Regions from separate parts of the Mus musculus genome. Here region 1 is linked to region 2. A link is a loop called in an ENCODE intact Hi-C map of the cell type or tissue named here. Cell type or tissue: heart. All regions are shown on one strand. Each heading gives the region's core, and the rest is flanking DNA. Links, peaks and the distances in the headings are about the cores only.

Region 1 (12,045 bases), core at 2,868-7,867, 97 kb before region 2:
AATAGACCCTCATACTACTACTCCTTTCTTGTACCCATTTTTGTCTTCTGATATCTTTCTATTCAAAAATTATTATCCACACTCTCCTCCAAATACACAGATTTATTTGCACAGACTCATCTAGAAGTAGGCTTGGCAGCATCAAGCTACTTATATTTTATGAACAAATAAAACTAAACGACATGCTGTCACCATGGCAATGAGTTTGGAGACACATGGAGATGGTAATCATTTACTTGACCACTGCTATTTTTGACAATTTGTAATCTATTACCTTGATTTCCTCCCAATGGTACAATTGTTGGTCTCATCTCTCACCCTCTGGTGTACAGCTCAGTGTACCAGGAAATAGTGGTAATATTACTTTTGGCTAGACGTACTAAAAGGGATCAAGACACCCATCTAATGACACTTGATCACTAAGTGGGAAAGATATAACTACAGGTCCCACTCTTGAGCATGCCAAGACATTGTTCAGTAATCAATAGCTAATGAGGCACTTACTTGAATAACCGAAATAAAAGTTGAAAGCATCTATCACTTTATAATGTCCAAATTACAAAATAATACTATTTAGAATAAAGGCTAATAAAAGTTTTAGTCCCTCTTACTTTTCTCTCTCTCTCTCTCTCTTTCTTCCTTCCTTCCTTTCTTTCTCTCTCTCTCTCTCTCTCTCTCTCTCTCTTTCTTTCTTTCTTCTTTCTTTTCTTTTTTTTTTCTAATTATCATTAACCATAAACTGTAGGGAGTCTAATGCTAAGGTCCTGTTCCCAGGTGGTTCTTGATTGCTCAATAAAGATACCAGGGACCAATCAATGACTGAGGATGGGGTGGGATACTTAAGAGTTACCCAGGAGGATTCAGGGAGAATCTGGGGAAGAAGAAGGAGGCAGTAGCAGCAGGAGATTAAGCCAACCAGTGATGTGAGTTTTCAGTTGCGGTCACTGAGTTAGCAAAAGCACTCTAAGACTCACTGGAGAGTATGTGTGTTGTTTTTAATCCATGGATGCAAGGGAGTCTGGGTGGGGCTGGTAGTGTGGTCCACCTGGAGCTTAAAGTGGGGTAGCAAAAACTACTTGCTACAATAAACGGAAGAAATGAGATTTTTAAGAGAGAAAAAAAAGGGGGTTATGGAGTCCTTAGCTCAACACCAACATTTTAATGGGTCATACGGCCTTTGACTAGATTCTTGACCTATTTCAGCATTAATTTGCTCACCTAAAAGAATGGGAGTTGTAATACCTACTAGAATATTCTAATATTAAATGAATGTACATTTGTGCTTAGTTTGTGCTGTATCTGTACACCTCACTCTTGCCCCACAATCAGTTTTTCAAATCATCCAAATTCTCTTCACATTGTCATCTTTGTTCAAACTGGTACACATAGTAAGCACCTCCAATTGGAAGCTAACATTACCGCAAACTATATAAAGTCAGCGCCCAATAAATTTAGATTATTATTAGAAGCACCATGGAGTAAAAGGTCTTACATACATCTGTATTTCTCTTCTAAGAGGCCTTTGGAGAGAGACATCAATCCAATCTTCAGACTCTGTACCCGAATTTTTCCAGTCCGGCCCCTGAAATTATAAGATGGGTTATATGCATTTACACAGCAAGTTGAATGCCATTTTCTTGGGAGTAAACTACTGCATAATAAATTCGAGTTAAAGATTCAACTTGTCTACTTGGTTTTAACCATTACTGCCAAACCTACATCACAACTTCATGACAGTTCAACATCTTTGAACAAGTCCAGAAAAATACACTGACGTCCTTTTACACACAAGACACAGCCCAAGAACACATGAAATGAATATAAAAACAACAATCATAAAGCCAAATAGATTTTACTTAAAGAAATGCTATAACTGAAATCTGTTGGTTTTAAATGTAAAATCAAAATACGCATCAAAGCTAGATAGCAAGCAGGCTGTACAACATATGAACGCAACATTATATAGCAAGAGAAGAATACTAATAAATTAAAACCCAAATGTAAAAAAAATATACGTAGAAAATTATATGTTGAAGACTCAGGGCTTATGAAACTTTAGAGTTTGCTGTCTTCATTCACTTTGATCTCTGCCAATGTAGTCTATAAATTATTATTGCAATTTTAATAGTGAATGGTTTCAAATAGGCTGGGGTGATATCTGTATTAGAGGAAGCATGAAATTGTAATTAAAAATGGAATGTATTAATTAGTCAGCTCTAGGAAATACTTTCACACTAAGACAGTGAAACATCATTTCAATTTCACTTAAGAACTGGAGATTTTACACACACACACACACACACACACACACATTTTTATTCCAATGCCTATCAAAGTATTAAGCTGTTAAACAAGCCCTGGGATGCAGAAAAGCACCATAAAATTAACAGAACATGATCTTTCCAGTGGAACAACACACAACCCAGGAAAAAGTCTTCTCACTATATTTCTTGTTTCATAATCTTCATCCGTTTTCAGCTTGGGTTTATTCTCTAAAATTTCTTAGATTTAAGGCATACATATTGAACGTTTAAAACACATAAGCGAATGTTCACTTACTATATGGGCACATAAGACAGTGTAGTTGTATGAATAAGCAATGTTAGTTTTTGAGCTATGTCCCTGGTTGTGGCCCTGTCTTGGGTAGGTTTAGGAGGTGTGTCCTCACTGGAGAAGGGATGTTACTGAAGGCGGACTTTGAGTTCTCTTACTCTGCTTGCTCCTCCAGGCCCCATATTGCATCCATGGTTGGCACTTTACCATGATGCTGATGGTCTCCCATGCCCCTGGAACTATAAGCCATAAAAAACCTGTCTTTCTATAAGCTGCCTTGGACACAGTGTTTTATCCCAGCAATAGAAAAGTAACTAATACAGGTTGTGATTTACAGTATTTGAAAAATACATAAACATCTGTAATGTGCTTTGTTAGTCATACTAAGTAATAGTCTTCCATTTTCAAGTGATAAATGATCAAGTAAATGTCTGCATATATAGCATGACACCAAACATATAAATGTTCTTTAAAAGAAAAAGAAAGCATGCTTAGATTATGGCTAAGGATGGTAGCAACCTCTGAGAATTCAACAGGCAGAAAAATGACAAGTTCTAGCCTAACCTAGCCTAGAGTCAAGAAATACCAGCCAGTTTCAAATAAACTGAGCCATACTTCAAATCATGTTTCTACTTAATATTTGTAGAGTTTTCCAAATTATCATATGAAATAGTGTTTATTCCCTTCAAGAGCTGGAAAGTGTTTATCCTCTGAACACAGGCAATTTACTTTTAGAAAGTAATAAAGGTTAATGAATGAATGTAGCTAAGGGATTGGTGCAAGAATGTTGGTAAAAACAAACCAGTCCTTTAAGGGATCAGAAAGATACCAGTAGAGCTGACTTCCAAGTCTACTGGGAAAACAGGAGAGCTACATCATCAGAAAGACAATTGAAAATGTCAATCAGCTACCATCAGCTGTAAAGGCTTACTGTAATCTAAGATCCCAGAATTGTTCCATGAACTTCAAGAAGAAGTAGAGAACCTGATTCTTACTCAATAACCCACATACTAGCTAGGGAAGTAAGACAAGAGGGTGACTATAGAAAATACAGTATCAACCCTAATGTGTGGAAATGAAAAACCAAATACAAGATGACTGTGGTTGGTAGGTTTTTGAGAGAGCACTTTGAGTAGTTCCCAGCCTCTCACAGTTAATCAAGAAGTTCAAACTTAAGGCCTGCCATTGGAGCTCAGTGGCAGAGTGCTTGCCTTACATGGAGTGGGCCAGCCCTAGTTAATCCCTAGTACTGTCCTCCTCCCTCTAAGAAAGAGAAGATTACAATCAGACATACATGAGATGTCATAGCACACGCCTGCGTAAGAGAACATAGGTGTGGGTGCAAACACACCCCCTCCAACACATAGGGTGGGGTGAGCATTTATACACAGGCTCACTGGCTGATTAATCTGTGCATACATGGGGCCATTCTTGACTATTTTGATGTCAAGTAGGATATCTAATTGGAGATGCATCTGAGAGCTAATAAAATGTATGAGTGAGCGATCTAGCCCAATAGCTAAGTATCCAATTCCCAGGACAGTTTTTGTAAGTGACTTCTGAAATTAGTTTAACTGTGAAGTTAAGTGCCTTCAAAATTATATTCATCTCAGGATAGTGGGAGAAATATGACTTATTATAACAAATGAAGCTAATATTCTCTATAGAGAAAAAAAATGTTTGAACCAAGTGTTCCAGACTATTGCTCTGAAGTATGATTTAAATGATTTGGATTTCCATTAAATCTAGAAGGAAGATTGTGAAATTAAGACTTTTGAACCTGGCAAGATAAAGACAGAGTGAGGCTGTGAATTCATAAATGGAATCGATTTGATTGCTATAGTTTATAAAGCCCCTTTCTATATATATTAGCTCATTTGCCCCTAGTATTCACCTTTTGTATGGTAAGCTGTGTGTTTATTTTTAACTAAATTTTCCAGATACTGAGATGCCAAAAGTTAAGTGGTTGCCAAGTAACATAGCAACCAGGGCACAAAACTGAAAATATGACGTGAAGCTGGGTATATGTTAAAACTCAAAAGTTTAGTTGATTTTATAAAGCGTCATGGCTAAGCTACAGCAATATGATAAGACTATCCATGCAACCAAGGAAATAAAATCTACAAGTTAGCCCTGTAACTATGATTGATTTGTAACAGGTGGTTACAGAAAAACTCTGGTATCTCCATGTGTTTGTTTTCCAATCAGTTAAATAGAGGGCAAAATGGAAAGATCATATCTCATCTCTAAGTCATATGTGTATTAGAATTCTTTGATCTCCTCTATCTGCATGACTCATTATTTCAAGTTGACGTTGAGAAGGTCTGCCCTGGTTACATCATATGGCAATAAATCAAGGAGTTGAAAATACCTAACAGTTTACAGTTTACATCTGAAAAGGTCCCTGAGGACCAGGAGAAACTTTAAAAGCCAGAACCTATTAGATGACCTCTGAGAGGCAAACCCTCCCAGAAGAAAACAGGATTGTCTTCCCTTTCTTGCATTTCTGGGTCATGTGATGACAGTTTGGTCCACCAGCATTCCCACCATGCTGTGCTACCTCACCTACAGTCAGGGGCAAGCCAGTCATGGGTTGAAACCTCTCAAATGACTATCCAAAAACTATCTTCCTCTGTGTGAGTTGATTTCATCACCTGCTTATGATAGTGTTGTGTGGTGGTTTGAATAGGCTTGGCCCATGGGAAGTGGCACTATTAGGAGATGTAGCCTTATTGGAGGAGGTATGTCACTGTGGAGGCGGGGCCTTTAGGTAATATATATGCTCAAGCTCTGCCCAGGGAAAGACACAGTCTCCTAATTGCCATCAGATCAAGATGTAGAACTCTGTTCGTCCACCACATCTATCTGGACTCTGCCATGATAATAATGGACTGAACCTCAGAAACAGTAAGCTAACTCCAATTAAATGTTTGCCTTTATAAGACTTGCCTTGGTTGTGGTGTTTTTTTACAACAATAGAAACCCAAACAATGAATGAATGAATGAATGAATGAATGAATGAATTGATGGGTGGATGGATGGATGGATGATGGATGGATAGGTAAATCAATGTAACTCTTTCAAGTGGTCTGCTTTTCTCTTGGGAATTCACTGTCCATTTCCTAAGAAACTCTTTCGCTCCCCCAACACCTGTGCTTCAAGTAAATCTACATTAAAATATTTTCTTAAAGAACTATAACTCTGTCACATAAAACTTTTTTAAAAAATTAGCTGAACACAGGCATCATTTTTAAGTTCAAAGCCTTCTGATGGTTCTGTAATATCCAAGATCCCTACTCTGGGTAGAGTAAAATTATAGTTAGTTGATCAGAGTCACTCAGAGGACCATTACTTGAAGTAGAGTTAACAGTCATTGCTCAGATAAACGAATGGGCCATATGAAGTAGAGAAACTCAGGTAGTCATTGCTGGACATCAGTGATTACTGCCTACAAAGTAACTGAATTTTCCTTAGCTTAATTAATTTGTTATTTGTTTTTTATTAGATATTTTCTTTATATACATTTCAAATTTCAAATGCTTAGCTTAATTCATTTATCCCAATAGAAAGTGAGACCGAAGGGAACCCATCTGACCCAGAGGGGTGATTGATGTTTCATTGGTATTGAGGGGAAGTAAGTTTTGCAGGATTTTTTTTATCCATTAAAAACAAAACAATGGCATATTTCGAGGTATTGTTTTTCTAGTAGAAAAAAAAATTCTATGTAGCATTTCTATGTGTTCACATCTGGCAGTCAGAAATGGGATTGTGCCAACATTTAACTCCCAGAAATGAATCACAACATTTTGCACACTGGGTGGGTCCTAACAAAGAGTCACTGCCTCCTCATTCTAGAATAACAGCATCCTCTCTATATGTTCTGAGCTTAACTGTGTTCCTCTCGATTTGCACACTGAAGTCCTAACTCTTTGTATCTTAGGATACTGCTTTTCATGCCAACAGCATCTTTCAAGAGTCAGTTAACATGAAGATGGAAGGGGAGACCTTAATCCAGAATGCCTGGTGCACTTGTAGGAAAAAAGAGCAAGTAGAAAGAATTTATGGCTCTTTATGGAAAGAAGAGAGAAACTGAAGAGCCAAGGAGACGTTCTGGAGAAAACAACACAGCAGTCAGCCCCACCATCACCGTGAGCTCAGTCTTCAGGCCTTTACAGATGTGAGGAAATGATGTTTAAGCAACCTAGTATACTAGGTTTGGTTTCAGCAACCTAGAAATCTACAATTGTCATAGTAGGAACCTGCTGGGGGGCAGATTGTTCCCCAGAAACTTTGATCAAGTTGTCCTCCTCTTGCTATTTCAGAGTCAGATGAAGTCCCCAGACGTTCTCATTTAGCTTTCTTTCTGAGATGGGAAGCCATGTTACAGGCTACTGCACAGAAAACACGGAAATAACGAGCTATTTGCGGTGAATTTATTGTAGAAAAGATGTCCTTTGAGACTTTGAAATAGTGATGAGCAAATTAATGAGCTACTTACACTAAAATTAATATTGTATCCAAGAAGAATTACAACTTTGTATTAAAAAGCATAATAAAAGATACCAGGCAGCAGTGTATTACAGTAAATCCTCTTCTCTTTCTGGTAACTGAGCTTCACTCTCACTCACAAGGCTATCCTTTTATTTTATTTTTTTAAAAGATATATTGATATTTGTTACTACTGAAAGATAAAGGATCTCTTTTCCTAATGAAAGGAGTAGATAAAATTATAGATAAGTCATGTCTATTATCATCATCATTTACACAGAATGAATCGGCTTCAGAACATGTACATTTATGAACTATCATCTATATTCTCTGTCTATGACGACCACTTACCTTCTCTGTCTTCAGATCAAAGGCTGACAAATGTAAATCTTCATGTAGCTACTTAATGAGAACTAAGTTTTGAGATTCAAGAGAAAAGCAAGTCTTCATTTTCCTCTTTCATTTTTGCATACTTCAACCCCCTACCAGAGAATGAATAATTCCCAACATTTCTGAAATGTCAGCTCACAGCAAGTCTTTTGATAACTGATTAGTGCACAAATACATTGTCAAAATCAAAAGGGTCACACATATGCGGGATGTGCTGGGCTGGAAGTTAAGGGTGCTCCTTCTATACACTGAGAAACAGTTCAAGTACATGTGTTAGTGTCATATAGCATCAATTATAAAGGCAAGACCACTTTAGAAAAACATAACCACAATGGCAATTATTTAAGGACAAACCAAGTTTTATTCACTGCTGTCCAAATTACACTCAAACCGCCACCTTACAAAGTTATAGAGATTCTTATATGCTAAAAATCATTTTAATTCACAGTGAATGTCAGCTTTTGTTTGCCTGTTGAAAAATAATAATCTAAGATAGTAAGGAGCAGAGAGAAAGAAAAGAAACCATGCAGCTCAGGTTTCCCTAGCTGTTTCCTGAAAGAGAATGCATGCTACATCCCCAGCCTTCACTGACTAGGAAGTCACGAAAGAACACTTGTATGTTCCCTCTTATCCTATGGTTAGGAGCAAAAGGACTTGGAAAACCAGTTACTTTTAAACAATCAGAATAAATCTTTCTACTGGGCGAGAGGATTATGAAAACATCTTTTTAAAGAAATCACACTAGGGTCGGAGATGTAGCTCAATGGTAAAGTGTTTGCCATGTGCAAACTTATTCCCAAGTTAAAACTTTAGTATCACCCATTAATGAGGGTGACAGAGAAGAAGGAGAAGGAGGAGGAAGAGGACGAGGAGGAAGAAAGAAGAAGAAGGAGAAGGGGAAAGGGAAGGGGAAGAAGGGGAAGGGGAAGAAGGGGAAGAAGGGGAAGAAGGGGAAGAAGGGGAAGAAGGGGAAGAAGGGGAAGAAGGGGAAGAAGGGGAAGAAGGGGAAGAAGGGGAAGAAGGGGAAGAAGGGGAAGAAGGGGAAGAAGGGGAAGAAGGGGAAGAAGGGGAAGAAGGGGAAGGGGAAGAAGGGGAAGGGAAAGGGGAAGGGGAAGGGGAAGGAGGAGGAGGAGGAGGAGGAGGAGGAGGAGGAGGAGGAGGAGAAGGAGAGGAGGAGGAGAAGAAGAAGAAGAAGAAGAAGAAGAAGAAGAAGAAGAAGAAGAAGAAGAAGAAGAAGAAGAAGAAGAAGAAGAAGAAGAAGAAGAAGAAGAAGAAGAAGAAGAAGAACAACAACAACAACAACAACAACAACAACAACAACAACAACAACAACAACAACAAGGCGATGATGATAGTGCCCAGTTTATTATCAATGTGCTTCGCTCACTAGTGATCATTTAAAGGATAAATGACACACTTACGTGTCGTATACGTTGAGCAGCCAGTTGAGACACATATCGACGCAGAGTGGAACATTGACCAAGTCCTTGTGCAGCTGCTCAAGCCCATCGTAAGTGGTGGTCAGACAGTTGATGACGTCTGGGACACTCAGGAGCTGATCATTTTGGTTCAGTTTGTGCTGCTTGAAAACTTCATTCGTCGTATTCAGCTCTAAGAGATCCACTAATTGAATGAGGAGAAAGGATTAGAGAGAGGCATCGCCTTACCCAACAACATTGAAGCCCAGCACTCCTATTCTCCAGCTTTTAGCTTGACTGGCCAACTCATGAACTGATCCTTCCCAGTTAACTTCAGCTGTTAGTGAGATAACATTTTCATTCTCTCAGATCAAATATATTCTCTCTACCTTTGTGCCTGTTCATCTAGACGCTGTAGCTTTTGGATCTTTTACAAATTTTTGGTCTTTGAATTTTTCTTTCTTTTTGACATCCTTGTTATAGTCGCTCTGTGTTTTTCAGTACAGAAATGAGTAGTCTACAAATTTATTCCAAACATTAAAATATCCCAAGTAACAACACTGGTCACCTCATGTTAGCTCACTTTCTAACTGCTTTTTAAATTCTCTAAAGTTAGTCTTAAGTGATTCTCATAGAAACACCAAAGTTGCGAATATTGAGGAGGAACTCTGTGATTTCAACAGATATCTACACTAGGTGATATTTAAATCTGGGTAACCCATCATCCCCTCAAACGTTTCTTAACATGTGTGCAGGGAAAACATTCAAAAATCCTTTACTCTAACTCTTTGAAAAGTAAAGCAAGTTTTATTATCTATAGTCACAACAACAGACACCAGAACCCTAGTTTTAATTATAACCTGTAATTATATAATTATGGCCTATCAAGCAGTTAATCTCCATACCACTGTCAAGCTAACAATTCTCTAACAGTATGCAAAAATGTATATAATGGCATTAAAAGATCACCGGAGATAGTTTTTTAGAAAAATGAAGCAAACAAATAAATAAATAAAAGAACCAGATTTCATAGAAAAGTAATAGCTCTCTACCACCTGAAATGAGTGACATCAGAATTATTCTCAACTACCAGAATTGGCCCAAATCAAGTCAAGCCCCTTTGCATTTCAGACCACCTGTCACTAAGATGGATTCCTACTGCTTCACAGATCACTGGCCTTCAGGTATTTATTTCATTTCATCTTTACTCTTCTTATGTAAAGCACAGATGGAGGGTAAGGCTGGTGCTAGAGCATGTAGGGTGTGCACGGAGCTCTTTCTTAAGCACATTACTAAGAGGAAGGAGGGAAACACCTGGGAGAAGGATGGACAACCGTGTGAGAGAGCAGACACAGGCTACCAACTCATGGTTGGAAATGCTGTAAGGGGAGCATTTTGCATTTTTACTTTCTTTACCTTCTACCTTCTTGGTGGTTTTGTAACATATGCATAAACTCAGCTATTTTATGCAGCTATTGTGGATGGGGCTCAAGTCTAATACAATTGTCATTTATGTTTCATGTATACCTTATGTATGCCCTAAAGTAAGCTGGTAAGTAATTTGAAAGAACAGTGCTTATTACTGTGTCTGTGTATATCTGTACACCATGTGACTGCAGATGTCCTTGAAGGTTTGGAGCCTTCCAAGAGTGATCAGTGAGTACCTGATGTGGGTGCTGGGAACTGAACCCTGTTCTTCCAAAAGAGCAGCAAACATTTTGCTGAGTCATCTCTCTAACCCCTTATACAGTATTTTTAATGCGACTGCATTTCTACTGAGATTCATGCACCAAGGGTCAGGCATGCAATTCTGCAACCATGGCAGCAAACCATAAGCTTCTGATCCTGTGGTTTTCACATTGCAGATGTTTGGATTAGGAATGCTTGGCCAAAGGAAAGCTTGAAAAGACTCCCTAGAAGGTAAATTTTGAAATAGTCTTTGAAAGATAAGATAGACAAAATATAAGAGATCCAGGAAAGCAAGGGAGGGGGAGATATTTAAAAGCACTATCTTCCAGGAAGAGATGTTGCTTTAGAAAAGACAGAAATTAAATTACTCTAGGATTCCACTAGAGAAAACAGATGGCAGCTAGTATCAATTGTGACACATAGTGGGCTATGGTCTTACTGAGGCAGCTACTGTACACAAAGCTTCCACCCCCTAAAAAAGTTATTCCTTAGCAAGGTGAAAACAAAGCCAAGCAGACCATCAAACCACTATGCACTTACTGAACGTGGAAATGACCCAATTCGTAACAGACAGGCAAGGGAAATCGCAGGCTGGCGCTAATTTAAAGTTTGCTCATGGAAATGACCATTATGTAAAATGTTTGCTTCATCTTCCGTTTCCAGGTTTTTAGCACTGAAAAGCATCTAAGTGGGACTGAGAACATTTAAGCAACTACTTCTTTCTTTTCTAATAAATAAACTTCCCCAGCCCCCATGGCATCGTTTGACAGTGAACCAAAGCAAAGAAACAGCTTCCTTTGTATCTGAGTACTTGTAGCTAGTGACTAATTACTAATTTTAAATTTTAAGTACATTTATGAAATATGTCTATGCTGGCTGTTTAAACAACATTTCTTTTTTCAAGTTGACTACAGTAGAAAAGAAGTATATGTTAAAATAACATAGACAAATACAACTTCTTCAATAACTCAATAGGGAAGACTTCTTAAAAAGACTCCAGCAGGAGACATAGGAATTCTGAGGAAGAGGCCAGTCCCTTTTCTTTTAGATGTCAACAATATCACCCTCTAAATGTATGCTACTAACAAAAATAATTTGCATAAGCATTCCATGAGCTGGAAATAGTGCCAAAAAAAAAAAAAAAAAAAAACCCACACAAGAGTAAGTGACCTGGGAATCATCTATATTTTTCATTATCATTTTGCTCCATTTCTTGGTACTATAAATTATTTTCAACTCTGAACCTAGGATAGCAGTAGCAAAATCCACTTTCTACAGCATCTGACAAAGGGACCTGCTTAATCAAGGACAGTCGACTGAGAAGCATGGTTCTCCACAGATACAAAGAAATATATTCAATTACTGCCAGAATGTTAAGATTTCTGAATTCCAACACTAATTATGCCAGCCGCAAAACACACAGGGACAATGGACCAAATTGCAAAAACATCATTCCGGGATCAGTCCACCCTTCACTCCGTTCAGAAAAGCCTTCCTTGTTATCCAC
Region 2 (12,045 bases), core at 2,832-7,831:
CTATATGACACCGTGCTTCCCCAGGCATGATGATAATGGACTAAACCTCCAACAGTAAGCCAGCACCAATGAAATGTTTTCCTTTATAAAATTTGCCTTGGTTATGGCATGTGTCTCCTCGCATAAAACAAGCAAAAAACAACAACAACAAAAACCCACCCAACTAAGACAATAGGATAAACTGCACACTTATCATGTAAATCTTCTCGCTTAAGGTCTATATCCTACCACTACAATAGCCCAATGAAGGAAAGAGTGGGCCCCACGTGGTTGTCTCCCATCCCTACATTCAACCTTGATAACTGGTACTTCAGAAATATTCCCTAAACAGTAAATGAAGGAATTTACTGTCTCTTCCAGGATCTACCCACATTTAAATTAAATATTTAATTTGAATTAAATATTTAATTGGAGGGTTGGAGGTATAGCTCAGAGGTTATAACAGTTTTAATGTGAAACGTCCCCCATAGACTTATGTATTTAAAATTTACTGGAGTTGTTTTTGAAATGTTATGAAGACTGTAGGAGAGAGGGTCTAGCTGGAGGATGTGGTTGCCAAGTGGCAGGCAGGCTTGAATATTATACCCTGGCCCCACTTCTCTCCAATCCAGTTTTTCTCCTGTTGTACCTGCACATCTATGAGCAAACCATCCTAATTGCCACCAGTGGGAACAAAACCACCATGGCAGCCATATTTTCTCCAACATGATAGACCATCACCTATGAACCATGGCTCACTTCTCTTCTAGCTTTTAAAATATCAGACTCATGCTTGATAAAGGGGGTAAATGCCATAGAGATGCATTACATAGTCAGTGACTATATTGTCACTATGAAGAGTCTCTTTCTTTAAAGACTCACCAAGTGAACACTGCCATCCAGATACATGGTAAGGATCCCTCAAAGGAGAACACAACCGACCATATTCTATCATATGTTTCAAACTGTGATAGGAGATTTTGTATGTCTAAAGAGCAATGGAATGATAAATGTTTCAGATGATGGATGGCTTAAAGAGCCTGAGTTAATCATGACATAATATATAAATGTAACAACATTGTCACATGTTACCCCATAAAGATGTATGATTATCATCTGTCGATTAAAAACAAAAACAGAACCCCTTGGGATGACCATTATCATTAATCATCTAGTAGCAGGGCTATAAAAAAATTAATAAAAGCGACAGTCATTTAAAATGTCACTGAGCTAGAGCTGCCCATTACTCAAGTCTCTGTAGGACTAAGCAACAGACACAAAACCAGTACACAATACAAGAGGCTCTGCTAAGACAGTACAGCACTAACGCTGTTATGCTTTCGTTAGGAAAGTTTGCTCAAGAAAAACGCTGGTGAATTAAAATGAGTGGAACCATGAAACTAAGCCAGAGGCTTTGACAGGGGTTCCCTGGTGAGTCATCTCTTTGTCTACAAACTTGAGCTTGCTGAGAAGTCACTCTCAGGTTCATGGGCATAGCTGCATGTGGCTTAAGGATACTGAGAGACCTCCTTATTGGCGGATCCATCACACGGTGAGGTCCTTATCCTCTAGTAAGAAGGTCCTCCTCTTAGGAGGGAATGGTTCCCTGAGCTTGGATGAGCATCTCTGAAAGCTTCCTGCCTCTTGGACCCCCAAGGACTCATAACATGGTGGTTTGAAGAGACACGAGTCCTAGTTGCAATCTGCCCAGGAGTAGATATTCATTCATATGATAGATGTTCAGATATGTGTGAAAAGAGCAAAGTTTTCACTAGTTTCCTTAAAATAATGTGGCTTTCTCTTCATCTCCACAGTCTGGTGCCTTAAAGGCGGGCAGAAGGTTTGCTTTCACCCCATCCAATGATCTTAGATATCTAACAAGTCAATCTCTCAGTATCAGTCAGCACTGGGTAACCTGCCAAGCACGGACCTCAATTACCAAACATATCAAATCTGCATCTACTATCCCAAGATGGACTCTTAGTTTTCTTCAAGCCAGAAATGGCTTTAAAAATAAAGCAAAATTGACATTTGGTTGTGATAACTTACCATCTGATTGAACAATTAAACTGCTGTTATGAAAATGGTGGCATGTCTGAGGCAAGGAGGAGGAGGAGGGGAGGAGGAGAAGGAGGAAGAAAAACTAAGAGAACTGAAAGTAAAGGGAGTCCCCTAGTGCACATAGTAGGTCAGCTCCTGTATTCCATGGAATAAAGGGAGTCTACCACTGCACATAGCAGGTCAGCTTCTACAGTCTTTGGAATAAAGCAAGACCACAAATGAACATGGTAGCTTCTGCATGCCACGGGAAAAGGGAGTTGAGTGTACTGTTGCAAGTGGCAGTCAGCACCCCACGTGGCTTTCCAATTACAAATAGTTCAAATGTCCCCAGAAATGGCAGCGTTGCTTTCTGGGTTAGAGAAAGGGAAGTAGCTGAATTTGAGAGGTGTGAAGTAGTGAAACCTTTCCAGAATTCCGGTTTTCCTGGCAATGACTTAATGGAGCATAAACTGAATATATGAGACAGCTTTGTTAGAATATACAAAGGGATTTTTTTTAAGGTGCGAGTTGGAAAAATACACACTGGTGGGTGATGGCTTCCTACCAGTGAAACACATATAAGTGTTACCTTCATCCAGGCTTTGAAAACATGCCCACCACAAGAATGAGCATACATAAAGTTCATATTCAATGGAAGCAGGGTGGTCTCTTGGAAATCTATCCTTGGAGAAAATTTTCAAATCAAGCCTTTTACATATATAAGCCTTTCTTTTGCTGTCAAGTCAACTCCTAAAGTAAAAACAAGATTAAGTCATGTTCAGATACCAAGGCCTGGGAATTAAAGGAGAAAGCATACCAATGTCAGAACATCTGACTCTACCCACAAGATGGCCCAGAGGCCTAAGAAACTAGGTTGCTCACCTCAGCTATCTGACCTAAGCCTGAAGACAAATAGCAGCAATTAGAATTCAAAAGTCCAGCTATTGCACCATGATTATTGGAGGGGGGTGAGGATGACAAGCATGAATTATTATTCCTGTCACATATGCTCTATACCTTTTTATGTGAATGAGACAAATCTGCAGAAAACAAGCTAACAGACCTCTTTACGGCCATAAAGTTTGTCACCTGCTGTTCGCAGCTGCCACAAGAGCGATATTCTTTCTTTGTCATGCCCTTTGTAAGTGAGCAAGCCAACTGTGAACTGGCTCTTGCTCTCCAGAATTCAGACCCTTACCAACTATGAAAGCAACAGGTCTGTCCCATGTTACAAGCAAATTCTCCACTACTCAAGTTGGGATGTGAGATAGGAAGCACTCTATGAGGAGGGACTAACTTTTTGCTGTTGTTATACATACTTCTGATAGGCTGCTTCCATCACTGGGAAGCCAGGATGGCTGCAATTGTTCAGGAAAAGCCTACCACCTTTTTAAAGGGTATCACTTTTTACATCTTTTCCTCTGGCAGTTGCAATTCCTAAGAAAAAGTCTATTATTCTTTGAATGATTCAAGATGCTTATATTTGTACTTTCAGGAATGGTGGGAAAAACCAGAACACATTTAACAGTTGATAAACAGTTCATCTGTGCCTATAGGGATAAAGGACCCTGCCTCTTTCTTTTCTTTCTCTCCCCACTCCTTTAAGTAGCAGAAACTGGAACAAGACTGGCACTCAGGAAGCCACTAACTGGCTCGGGGAGGTTTCTGCTTTGTTTAATTCAAAAAGTGAGGAGGTAGCCTTTTTACAGGCTATGCTCCACCCTGGGGTGTGCCAAGAGCCTTGGGGGAAGAGAGGGTGCCAAGTGCAAAGTTAGTAATCCAAGCCTTAAACCTTATCCACTTTTAAAACAAGAGATTCTGAAGGAAATGCCAGACAGCAGATGTGCCATCGTTACCAAGGGCCAGCTTCTGGGGCTCAGAGCTGAATCCTCAGCCGGGGCTGCAAGGGCAGGCTCAGCCGCAGCAGCCTGAGAGATAAACAAACCTGAGGGGCATGGAAAACAGAATACACGCTTGATGAAGTCAGCCTTTGGCACCCAAACCCAGTGTTTGTTGCTGGATTTGGCTGTTGTTTTGTTTTCTCCCCCCAAATAAATTGCAATTAAGTTACCAGCTGACTTGACTCTAAGCCATTCCTTCTGATGTGGAACGTTAAAGCTGACAAGCATGAGAACTCTTCCTGACCAAGGGAAAGAACTATGTTCCCTAAAACACAATCTCAAAGAAGCTATTACATTAAAATTAAAAATGAAAATGCTTTAGAAGTTACAGTAAACAATGGAGGAGGAGGAGAAGGAGAAGAAGGAGGAGGAGGAGGAGGAGGAGGAGGAGGAGGAGGAGAAGAAGAAGAAGAAGAAGAAGAAGAAGAAGAAGAAGAAGAAGAAGAAGAAGAAGAAGAAGAAGAAGAAGAAGAAGAAGAAGAAGAAGAAGAAGAAAGAGGAGAGCACAAACAGAAGAAGAAACAGAACTAAAACAGAAGTGCGTCCGTGAAGTTTTCTTTCTGCATACCTTTTCAAATTTTGTCAACAATTCTCGTAAGCTGAAGTTCAGACCAATCATCGTCCGGGAGCCCTTGAAGCCTACATCTTCCTGGCAAACTTCCTTCAGACAACAACGTCCAACTTTTAAAACCCGTATCTTCACTAGCTATACTTTCAACTCCTTCGTAAAATCCTTTTCAATCCTTGCCCTTGAGCGGTGGCCCATGAGCATCAGCAGCTTGCGCTGGGACATTTTAGCCACCCCACCTTGGGTCCGTTTCCTCACGGACTTCGGAGCTCGGCAGGCAGAGACCTGCTTCTGTGTTTTCTTGTAGCTGTGTTCCACGAGGCTGGCATGGTCTCCTTTTTTGCCCTGGGAAGCCCAGGATCTCTTTCTGCCGGCCTCCCTAAAGACCTGCAGGCCACCACTGTTCTCTTCAGAGCCCAGGCTTAGAGTTTGGTCTCAATTACACACAGCAGAAAGGAAAGGGGGAAAAAGCTATAGCCTGGAAACTTGCAAGAGAGAAGGGAGGGAAAAAAAGCCAAGCATTACCAACTTCCTCCATTCAGGCTGCCTTCAAAAAGAAAAAAGGAAAAGACAGGAAAAAAAAAAAAAGTCTGAGTCAAGAGCCAATTTTAAAACAGCAGGGCTTATGTAGAGTTCCAGTAAGCAGGAGTGTGCTCCTAGCTGAAGACGCCCCAAAAAACCCGAGACACGAGACCACCAGCTTCCATTCTCCCAGACAGCAGAAGCACAGTTGCTATGGTGACCACCAAGCTAGTTTCACTCCGCTTGCTCACTTCAGCACAGCCTAAGGTACGCTGTCAGTGCCGCGGAGTTAAAACTTTTAAAAGTTGCTTTGCTCCGGTCCGGAAGGAAAGGTCTTGCAACAAATCTCAGGATGCCCTCCTCAGGACAGGGTGTGCAGTGCCCAGAGGGAGCTTTGCAGCAGCTCCCGCGACTCCCAGACCTGATCTGACAGCACCCGGACTCTCTCCTAGGCCCCTGTTTATTATTTTAATCAGCATCCTCCCTCTCCCGCCACCCCTCACCCAGCAGGACTGAAGCTTCCTCCCACTTCCTGGAGGCCGCCCTGCCCCAAACTTCAGTACAGTATCCTTTACATTGTCTCAGTCCTGAATAGACCCCAGGAGCCATAGTCCCCTTGGGAGCCCACCCAGGAAAAGAAAGGGGAGTGGGTGCGCCACACACCACATGCCACAAAAGGAAACAAGCTTCATTAATTCCATTATTAGTGCAAAGAAAATAAAACGGGCTGCAAAGGCAAAATGATGAGGGAAATAGTTCTTAAAGTTCTTTGATCTTATTAAAAAGTCGCCCGGTCTGTTTGCATAAGGAGAATTTGATACGGACAAAATGAAAGAAAATATTCCAATTTTGACAACCAATGACACCGAACTTATTTTCCACTTCAGGTGGGATGACTTTGGAGGGGGAAGTTCAGAACAAACTACACCTTTGTACTGATCAGTCATCCTACCATTTCACAGGGTGTTTTGTCTTGTTTTGTTTTGTTTTACATAGCTATTTAGCATAGCCATAAAAGGTAAGAACGGTGGGGCTGTCCATAGGAAGCATCTTTCTCTAGTCACGGGGAGGATTTTTACCATAAACAGTGTTTTAATGGGGACACATCACAAAGGGTCTTAATGCAACTGAATCTACTTTTTTGCATCAGGTCAACAGCAAAGGTGGAAGAGCACGCTGAAATTAGAGTTTTCTACACAATTACCTGAGTATCAAAGTTGTGAGCATCCATTTAAACCTATACAAAAAGATCTTCACATGTAAGAGTTCAAATCTACCAGGAATCCATCACTATTACAGGTGTCTGATCTACAAACCTGTTCTCTTTCCACTTCATTCCCAACCTATTTTCACATCAGTATTTCCATAGCATGTGTTTTACATATGTCCATTTATACAAAATTTAACAAGCTTTTAAAATATTTTCATTACTTATTTATAGAAATCTATATATTCCCCTGGGGGGCAAAAATGGCTATGTAGGATTTCCAAAGCACCACATTTTGATGGATAAATAGAAACTCTCATTTTTCTCCAACCATTATTCAGAAAATATAGAGGAAAAGCAGTCTGCAATGTGGCTCAAAACAGACTGGACAAGACTGGAGTACTGACATTCACACATCCAGGGGACTCTTTCTCAGCCCTTGCTTTAGCCAAGGTGACCCAGTCTGCCAGGGCTCAGGCCACATGCTGAGATCTTTAAACAGCAACAAATAAACTTTTTACATAAATTCAAGACAAAAGAAACCACCACCACAGCTACCACCACCACCAACCACCACCCAGAAAATAAATAAATAAATAAGAGGAAGAAAAAGAGCAAACTCTCTCAGCTGGGCAAACTTCCAGCTACCACCCAGAGTGCTACAGGACTGTGAGCTGACATGTGCAAACAGGCCGCACATATCTAAAGAGTGAACTGAAAAGACTCTACCAAGCAACAGACAATAGGAAGCACAAGAAGGCTCTTACCCTTAGAGGGTTTTTACACCAAGCTAAGGAGCACAATGCTATTAGAAGTGCCTGAGATATCCTGTTTCCTTCCCTAAGAATAAAGGTCAAGGCATAATAACAGCATCCTTCTTTAGGGCAGATCTCCTCCAGAGAAGACACATTTCTGAGTGCGGTAAATGTCCATATTCTGTACAGGATAAGGAAAAAGAAGGAGGGGACCAGCAGCTTTGCAGTAGAACATACCAAAGCTGCTGCCCGTTCTCAGAATTGCCACCCTCTGCCGGCAAAGAAGAGAGGGCACTGAGATAGAATTTTCTTCACACCGTTGTCAAAACTGTCAAAGATGGGGGTCAGCCTAGCTATGATGGTGCAGTAAACAAAGGTGACCAGCATAGACTAGGGGGTCTATATTCAAAATAAACCACTGGAAAGGTGGTGGAGTCGTTCAGAAGACATCTTTTTTTTTTTAAGATTTATTTATTTATTATATGTAAGTGCCCTGTAGCTGTCTTCAGACACTCTAGAAGAGGGTGCCAGATCTCGTTACTGATGGTTGTGAGCCACCATGCAGTTGTTGGGATTTGAACTCAGGACCTTCAGAAGAGCAGTCGGTGCTCTTAACTGCTGAGCCATCTCTCCAGTCCCCTCAGAAGACATCTTTACACTCTTGTTTTTAAGATTTTTATTTTTTGTTATACATGTATGTATGGGTATGGGTATGTGCATGAGAGTGCCGGTACCTGCAAAGGCGAGAAGAAACACACTGGATCTGCTGGGACTGGAATTACAAGAGGCTGCAAGCCACCTGACCTGGATGGGAACTGAACCCCAAGGCCTGGGAGAACTGTATGAACACTTAAGGGCCAGGCCACCTCTCCAGTCCCAATCTCCGTAGTCTTCACTTTAATTACATACTGTCACCACACTAAATCTGTATTGTTATGTTTTCTTATTCATTTATCTGTTCTAGATGATCAAACTCAGGGCCTTATCTACATTATGAAAGTGATCGGTCATTCAGCTGCAGCTCCAGCATGTAAATTAAGAGCTTGGAAATGAGGCATTAAAAGTAAGACTTCGAAAATCTAAATGTAGTGAACTGCCTTCTATCTATTGGTGATGACATTTCCTCAGTTTAAATTCAGTTCATGAATTGTGATATGTACTCCCCCTTTTTTGTACAGCAAGCTTTTCTTGATACATTATCTTCTGTAAATCCTATAAGTCCTAGAGAAGCCTCCAGTGAAATTAAAAAGCCACCAGAGAGACAACAAATTGGATGGTGGCATTTGAAGTAGTTGACATTTTCTCCGTTTAAACCAGTGTGCAAATAAAAGGCTCACTAATCCTCAGGAGTGCGAAGGCATGCCAAGCTGCTGGTCTCTACGATAGATCAACCTAAGCAACCCAGAATCTTTAGCTAAGTAAGACATGTTTCAAATTCAAGCATACAGTTCCATGAGAAAGCCAAGGAAGGCCCCGGAACCATGGAGAAGCACAGGAAAATCCAACCAATAAAATCCAAATCCAAATTACCTAATGAAAACCACATTCCAGTGTCAAAATGAAAAGGCCTGTATGGCTTCCCCATGAACTTCCAAAGAGCAGGCTGATAAAGTAATATTCTACATTTAAAAACTGTGTTGCGTATAGCTTGCTAAAAGATAACTTACTTGTAATTTTATAAAAGCAGCAAGAGATTATCTAGGGTTAACATAAAGAGTAGCTTTGGGGAACTGATATTTTCTCCTACAGTGAACTTAAGCGTTCCTTCCCTCTAAATACCAAGCTCACATGTCTTAAAACTGTAAAAATAAAGTGTTTTTTTTTTCTGCATAAAACCTAACAGATTTCTCCTGATGTGGCCAATACAAAGAACCCTGAGAAAAGAAAGAGATTTTAGGAGCCTGTAAAGCAAAGCATACGGGGGTCAATAGGTGGCCACAGATAAATGGCGGCTGGCCGATTCACAAAATGAACAGCTTCAGGCATGGGCAAGAACATTGTGCCTGCTGTAAGCCCATTCTGACTCAAGAAAAGACCCTTGTTTATTTCTTGTGAAGCAAATCACCTCATTTCTCCTCTTCATAACCTGCTAACTTGGAGGTCAGAACTAAAATAAAATAAAGTATAAAATAAAATAAAATCGCTCCAAGCCCCTAATCCCGAGGAGAGATTTCTTCTCATTGTCGCCTACCACGGTGGTTCCATTAGGAGACGCTACCCCATCCATTACAGCGTTCCAGTTCACATGGGCCGGCAGTGCAGTCTGTCAGCTGCAAGCTATTTAAGGTAATATACAGCCCCAAAGGGCAGAAAGTTCAACCAGGAGATGGAGGCCTGAGCCCCCTGATGAAAGGGGTGAAACCTCCTTTCATCCCAGGAAGCCGGGGCATAAGACTGTGCACAAGGTCTTATTTTATAATGTTCACCTTTAATAAATGCCACATCTATTTTGATAATGATAAGGGTGGGTGTTGGGAAATAAAAAAAAAAAACACCATTCATAAGAAAAAAAAGTTACTACTTTAGATGTTTCCATAGTTCATGGCCAGAAGGTTTTAACAGTTATGGTAAAAGCACAAAGAGCTTTTTTTCTTCCCTGGGAGAGTGGGGAAGGGGTTCAGGGGCAGGCCCGCCAGCTGATCCACTTCTGAATTAGCCAGCCAGGTGCAGGGGTCAGCTTTCCACGGCCCTCTAAATAGTTAAGGATTCAGAGAGCACTATAGTAGGTTATTCAGAAAATAATACCGAGACAAGTTACTGTCCCCAAAATATATCCTTCCCGAAAACAATGCAGCATCAGACAAGGGTAAAATGCTCTTAACAGCCAAGCCTCAGTGTAAGCGCATAGGACAGATGTGGCCACGTGACATGGAGCTTTAAGAAGAAGGCTCTGGAAGGTTTGGCAGCTTTGTGGGAATGCCCAGGTTAAAGAAATCAAAGTCTGTACACTTTCCACAGGAAGCACAAATACAGCGCCCCTAAAGACAGAGACAGTAATTTTCTTTGTTTATCTCTCTCTACTGCACCCACCCTCTGATTGACATGCTGTGTCTTTGCCTGACTCCTTTCTATGGGTGTTCTGCGCATTGAGCTCTACACTGGTTCTTTGTTTCTTCTCCACACTCTTCTTCTACCAAACACAGTCAGTCAACCCAGACCATGACACAGAAAATTGTGGGCTGTTTAGAGTTCTGCCTATGCCTGGCAGAACTAGGGTAACCACTCCATTTCCTGAAGATTACTAGAAACTGCCCAGTCTGGGGACAGAGGATAATTTTAAATGCTTATGACCTTTGACACAGAAATTCTACCCACAGGAATTCACAATAAGCTCCATTTGGACAGGAAACATGTAAAGAAATGATGGCAGATTCACGCATTAAGGAACACAGAAAAGTGGATAGGCTGGCAAATAAATAGTGCACAGAGAGAAATAAGCCATATGTGTATCTTCAAAGGGGAGGAGGATGATAAAAGCTTTATTTAGTAATAATCTATGGTAAACGGAACAATCAAATGATAGAAATAATGGCTATCACTCAGAAAAAATGTAGAAATGGACATGGAGAGATAAAATTTATCTTAAATCTCCTTGATTTAAATTGAAAAACATTTTTTTACCTGATCATGTAATATTTTTTTTCACACAAAATGAAGTCCACTAGAACACTCCCAAGTAAACCATGTTCATCCTTTTAGGTCGCTCTCCATACCACAATGGCAGCATCATTTTACTTGACAGTTAATAACACAGCACACAATCTTTCCCCCCCCCCTCCCTGAAAGTCTCAGAAGTTTTGAAGTGCCAGATGGTCCACCATTCTAACAAATCAGCCCTCAATAAAAACTGGCCTCAGCAGAACAGGGTTTACAAATGGCAAACTTTTCTAAAGGCCACAAGGACAAAGCCCTTTTGTTCTGAAAAGTTACTCTGTAACCAGCAACACCTGCTTATTTAAATGATAACTGTGTCTAAATAGGCAACTATATCATTCTAGCTTCTCTCTCTTCAAAGTGATCTTTACTTCTGTTATCATCAGATACATGATACTGTATGCTATACATTGTGTGTGTGTGTGTGTGTGTGTGTGTGTGTGGTGGGGATGGGGAGGGGGTTACCCCCCAGGAAACCATCACTTGACCTCTCCAGAGGGGCTCAGTAGTCCCACCTTGTTTGCAAAGAAGGAAGACGCAAGGTTTGCCACTAGGACAACCACCACCCCTGCCAGACAGGTTACCTGAAAACCCATTTATGATCAAAGTTATCTTAGGAAAAAAGGAAAATATCATGAACCCTGCTTGTCTTGATGTGCTAAGATTACTATTAAAAAAGCAAAAGTACTGAAAGAAATATCCCGTGACATAGTCAGCAGCCACCTGCTGCTGTACAGAGAGGGTCGTACATGTGTCATTCCTGCCTCTGCGTAAGAAACTGTCAGGGCAAGGGGTACTGAGAGCGATGTTCACATCAGGAATCTGACTGAGCTCATGTTTCAGCTTTATAATTAGATGATGGCGTAAAATAATCCGTTAAAAGCAACACCCTGAATCTAGTGGTCATCCCACTCTCAATTTAAAAACAAAAACAAAAACAAAAAACAAAAAACAAATTTCTGAAAGGTCCTGAAATACAGCTACTTCGCAAAATCTTTTAAGACTCATATAATGAATTTGAGATGTCACTGTTTGATTTATAGCGTAACTTTCACCCCTACTGATCACTAGAGTTATCTGTATGACCTGTTGAGATACAAACCCCAAGTCTGGACTAATTGATCCAGTCTACTAGCACTCAGTAGACTCACTATACAGTATTAAGGATGCTACAAGAACTATATAATACCAAAAAGCATGAAATCAATTTAGAAGACATACATGCAATCTAAAGGTGACTGTGAGAATTATTAATTTATTGACAACAGGTATGTCATCCTCTCCAAACTCATCAGCCCAACCCCCAAAGCCACCAGCTTTCCTCTAGCCATGGTGTCGATTCTTTCTTGCTCAGCTAACTGTGAGCACCAGACTCTCCACACACAGGACAACAGGTTAGGATGGTTAAGACCATCAGTG

Evidence for each region. A loop is a pair of places that touch in the nucleus more often than their neighbours do. Peaks named below come from ENCODE experiments on the same cell type or tissue, not always from the same donor. Only the 100,000 strongest peaks of a DNase experiment are listed, where the experiment ranks them.
Region 1: a loop joins it to region 2, with 1.9 times the contacts of the local background. A loop is called at or near these places in 3 of 42 quality-filtered maps.

Annotation. Positions count from the first base shown.
Region 1 is chr10:12,446,511-12,458,555 of GRCm38, forward strand. Utrn (utrophin) reads right to left here. Exons shown (of 74, transcript NM_011682.4): 60 at 8,853-9,054; 61 at 1,497-1,582. Among named protein-coding and RNA genes, the nearest start is that of Gm25139, 84 kb to the left of the region's middle. In heart, for the core only: no CTCF peak of the experiment used is centred there; no DNase peak of the experiment used is centred there.
Region 2 is chr10:12,543,459-12,555,503 of GRCm38, forward strand. The region is part of intron 50 of Utrn (utrophin); the gene reads right to left. Among named protein-coding and RNA genes, the nearest start is that of Gm25139, 180 kb to the left of the region's middle. In heart, for the core only: a CTCF peak has its summit at 5,374 (motif pointing left); a DNase peak (open chromatin) is centred at 5,443; H3K4me3 peaks cover 1,186 bases; H3K27ac peaks cover 833 bases.